Regions from separate parts of the Homo sapiens genome. Here region 1 is linked to region 2. Evidence: read pairs that join two places in POLR2A ChIA-PET (ENCODE). Cell type or tissue: CD4-positive, alpha-beta T cell. All regions are shown on one strand. Region 1 has its middle 160 kb from the start of LINC02676. Region 2 has its middle 110 kb from the start of LINC02676.

Region 1 (2,500 bases), 50 kb before region 2:
CATCATGGTGTGGAATGTTTAATTTCTAAACCCTAAGAGCTTAATGACTACTGGTTATTTTCTCTTCTCTACAAACATTACCTGTTCCAGTTGCAGTTCATGGAATTCTGCCCATATAATAAACAGTAATAGATGAATCCCCCTCAGGGTATTCTCTGTTTCTTGGTTGAACAGATAATTTCTAAGTTACTTTTCCACTTAAGGTAATATGATTTTATTTGGATACCAGGGCTTGCAAATGTGGCCTTGCAAAGTTTTTTAATTGCAGTTAGTTTTCTATAGTAATTCCTTTTAGCAAGGCATGCCCTTATCTCAATGCTTATCCTTACCCTCACCATCAAAATGCCCTCAGAGTTACTAATTGAAGTACTATTGGACAGAATATTACATTAATACAGAGAAGATTATCCTTCAGGAAAGTGACAAGACTGAGGGAAAATTAAGAATAGTAGATACTAGTGAAGAATTTATATCTAGGTTGTAATGCTGTCCTAGAATGTCCTGATCTTATAATTCAATACACTATGCACACATATTTCATTTTATAACATAAATGTGTGCTAAAACATTGTGATTAAATATCCATTTCAATATCAATAACTGAATGGGAAAAAATCACCGCTGATTTTAGAAATTTCAAGGTTGTTCCTTCAGCAAAGCAGAGAATCCCTTTATGTTAATAATGTCTGTCAACCTTATTATCTAAAATGTTGTTTTCCCCTGCATGAAATTTTCTGTACATGAAAAATACTTGTTCTATATCAATTTTTAAAGTGAAATACTTGATTTGTATTGTTAAGTGTAACATTGAACAGTATTCAAAAGTGGACTTGTTCTATTGCCCTTCTGGGTGTGGCTAGAAGATGGTATTCAGCCACATCCTGCTACACCGTAATAAAACACATGCATATTCCAAATTCAAATGTTGAGAACTCATCATTCTTTCATTCTCCCAAAAAGACAAGCTTGTAAGTTGAAACACATTCATTCATCTAGGTGGTCCAGTAAAGCTCCCCCAAAACACTTATCTTTTCTGTGGCTATAGGTGTGACCAATAACTTTGATAATCAAATTAAGATAAGAAATTTCAACTGGGATATGTTAAATGCGAACCGAGATATGCAGAGAAATATGTAGTATCTAGAATAATTATAATCAGTAGAATCTTTATTCTAGAACTAGCTTGTGGCTTAACAATTAAAATAAAGGATTGCTTTAGGAAAGAAAACCTTGCTTTTAGTTAAGACATAAAACAAATATATAGCTACGTTTTCAATGAAAATAACATTCACAAAAGTAGCCCTTCTACATTCAGAGCTAAAGTTTTGCCCTAAGTCAGATTCTCATCCTAATCATTCTCTTCACCTTCTGGAGATTTGCTCACTAGTGACAGCCACTGACAAAAGACAAAGTCCAATAAAAGATGATGCTCTAAAAGGGATTTAATAAAACTAGGAGTGTTCTCTCGTTAAAGGAGCTGTTTGATAAGCAGAGCACTGTGCGTGTTTGCCACAGGAAGTAGCTGGCAGGGCTTTTTTTTTTTTCTTTTAAGCACATTATCTGATACTGTGTCTGGAAGGATTAATGCAGACTTTTTGTGATGTCATGTACATTTTTGATTGTAGTGATTAGAACCATGATTAAATGACCCCACACAAAGCAATAGGAAGAAAAACAGAGCTTGCCCTTTGACTTATATTTCATCTGTTTTTGGGGTTTCTTTGCTTTAAATGTGGCATAGCTATCTTATCAATAGGTTTCAGTTATCTGAACCATTTCCACCAAAACATCATTAATACATTGCCAGTGCATTTCTGAAAATTTTACTTTCATATATTTAACTATGTGATTATCTTAGTGTAAATGATTTTTTGTAAAATAATTTAGTTGTTAGATACATGAACAGATTTTTGCAAAGAAAACAAATTGCATGGCACTGTATCCTCTCAGGACATTTTGAGATAAGATGTGAAAATGATACTCATTGTAACAAAAAAGATTGAAAATAATTTTTGTAGAAAATATAATTAATTTATTCTACTATGGTGTGTATGGTGTGTGTGTGTATATATATATATACTGAAATAAAATTATGAGTAATTAACTTTATGACAGGTAACACTAATAAAGTGCAGTGGCATGTTCCTGAAATCCCAGCATTTTGGGGGATTGAGGTGGGAGGATTACTTGAGGCCAGGAGTTTGAGACTAGCCTGGGCAACATAGCAAGACTCCCATCTCTGCAATAAATTAATAAGTAAAAAATAAACAAAATATTAATTATGTGAAATAGTTTTCATTATGTTTGATTTCCACCAAAAAATGTATATATGGACATTAATTAATCTACTTTTTAATATAATTGACCATGTTCTGTAATACTTTATTTTTTATTATTATACTTTAAGTTCTGGTGTACATGTGCACAACGTGCAGGTTTGTTACATAGGTATACATGTTCCATGTTGGTTTGCTGCACCCATCAACTCGTCATTTGGAAA
Region 2 (2,500 bases):
TAATTTCTCTGTTCTTTCTCTTTTTTGTAGTAAGTCATACTCAAGGAAAATATTTGCTTGTTTGAGCATCTTGGTTACTTATAAACTGGGAAATCGGTAATGTAATGTGCTATGAAAAACAAAATTAGCCGGGAGTGGTGATGCGTGCCTGTGGTCCCAGCTACTCAGGAGGCTGAAGTGGGAAGATGGATTTAGCCCAACAGGTGGAGGCTGCAGTGAGCTGAGATTGTGCCACTGCACTCCAGCCTGGGTGACAGAATAGAAAGCTGTCTCAAAAAATAAAATAAAATAAAGAAAATCAACAAAAAAGAATGCTCTAGATACCTTCCATAATAATTCATAATTCAGTTATTTGAGTTTAAGCTTATTTTAATATATTTCATTTATCTGAAAATATTTTCATAGCTACTATAAAATCACAGTCTTGAAATCTATAAACATACTATAACCTAATGAGAAAACTTCACTTATGGCTCAGGATTTCTCATTCATTTGACAATTCAGAACATGTTGATCCTACCTCTCCTGTGGCTATTTTAATGGCATACTTGGAATTATAACGGTGTGGGCTTGCCATATCCGCCTTCCCACAATATACCATGCTACTTGTAAATAAAAATTACCCTATTATCTTTTAAGTTTTGAAGTACTTTGCACTGAATTTGTTCTGCAGAGCTAATCTTTATTTTAATAAAAATATTCATAGATTTATTCAAACAATATTAAACTGAGCAAAAATACAAACATTTCAAAGATTCCTAGAATATCAGATGAAAGGAAGGTTCCTATGCTTTCATCTTGCTGGTAATTCAATTAATAAAATGTTAAAACTTCTTGAAGACTTTACTTTAGAAAAATATAACCCTAGAATTTTGGCGCTATTTTTTTAAGCTACAAACTGTCATTGTTGGGACAGTAACCGTCCATATGTTGAAAGTAAATACAATTTTCACCTTTTAGCTCCTGGATTTAGGCCTAGTAAGCTTTCTAAATATTCACTAGAGGCATTCTGATAAGTATAGTTATCAATATACATTTATTAATTTTCTACCTGTTGTGTGATACTGCCCTTGGCAAAAGCGTAGAACAAGATGAGTTGATTCTAAGTGGTAAACTAACCAAGGCACTGCCAAGATGAGATGTACCTCAATTTCAATATCAACACAGCACTGATTTCAAAGGTGGGGGATGGGGAACCGTTTTTGAATAGCCAGCCTGTATATATCATTTAAAGCAAAATAAATAAAGCTGAGAACCAAGGCAAAGGTTCTTGGTGGTACTGCTGCACAGCAGGAAGTGGAAACACAGTTGAGATTGCTCTGCAAACTGTGTGTGTGTGTGTGTGTGTGTGTGTGTCTTTCACCTCTCACTTTGAAGGTTGAGTGGTGAAATGCCACAACTTTTTTTTTTTTTTTTAACTTCCCTTTCAGGGCACAGAACAGACTTAAAAAAAAAAAACCTGACAGCTAGATAGATGTTCATATGTACATCAAGGCATAATGAAAGAATAAAATGAATATGCTTTCTGATTTTGTACAAAACAATACTGTTTCAGTCTAAAATGAAAAGAATTATACTTCCAAAAGCAATACCATTACACACAAAAAACTGCAGTAGATTACTTTAAAAAGGAAACAAGACTTGTTTTGTTTTTTCAAATTCTGATTCTTGAACATCCACATTCTTAATATTTCTTTCCAAAATTTAGATATAACATCAGAGAATGACATCCTTCAAAATAAATTGTGCAACAGAAAACTTGAAGCGACAGGTTTTATTCCTGCTTGCTTGGTTCAAAAAATATGCTAATATTACTTGAGGAAGTAGAATAAGAGATACAGAAGGATTCTCCAGAAAGTGAATAATCTTGGAGTTCACATTTTTTCTTATTGACTCACTCGATTTTTTTTTCTCAGCCATTCTTTCAATGGTGTATTCAACATACAGTCAACCGTATGAAGGAACATAGGCCACTTTAGTAATCATCAGGAAGTCTTAAAGCATGAACAGCGTTCAAGACAGAAAGAAAAAAGTTGACTGGGTGCGGTGGCTCACGCCTGTAATCCCATAGCTTTGGGAGGCCGAGGCGAGTGGATCATCTGAGGTCAGGAGTTTGGGACCAGCCTGGCCTACGTGGCAAAACCCCGTCTCTACTAAAAAATACAAAAATTAGCTGGGTGCAGTGGCAGGCGCCTGTAATCCCAGCTACTTGGGAGGCTAAGGCAGGAGAATCCTTGAACCCGGGAGGCAGAGGTTGCAGTTAGCCGAGATTGCGCTGTTGCGCTCTAGCCTAGGACACGGAGCAAGACTCTGCCTCAAAAAAAAAAAAAAAAAAAAAAAAAAAGTTACAAGATAGAGTCTCACAAAATTTGTTAGTTTACTAAATAGTCTGCCATCAGCATCACCAAGCTTCATCCGGATAGATTTTCCCCAAAACCCAGGGAATGCATCACTATATTTTGTTTATGTCCTTCTTCAACCTAAGGTGAGCTTTGCTTTT

The links. ChIA-PET counts read pairs that join two places held together with the same protein. Peaks named below come from ENCODE experiments on the same cell type or tissue, not always from the same donor. Only the 100,000 strongest peaks of a DNase experiment are listed, where the experiment ranks them.
Region 1: POLR2A ChIA-PET joins it to region 2 with 6 read pairs; 6 of 35 experiments call an interaction of 5 or more read pairs at or near these places.

The regions. Positions count from the first base shown.
Region 1 is chr10:9,059,567-9,062,066 of GRCh38, reverse strand. No RefSeq gene overlaps it. Among named protein-coding and RNA genes, the nearest start is that of LINC02676, 160 kb to the right of the region's middle. In CD4-positive, alpha-beta T cell, no CTCF peak of the experiment used is centred here; no DNase peak of the experiment used is centred here.
Region 2 is chr10:9,009,142-9,011,641 of GRCh38, reverse strand. No RefSeq gene overlaps it. Among named protein-coding and RNA genes, the nearest start is that of LINC02676, 110 kb to the right of the region's middle. In CD4-positive, alpha-beta T cell, no CTCF peak of the experiment used is centred here; a DNase peak (open chromatin) is centred at 1,341.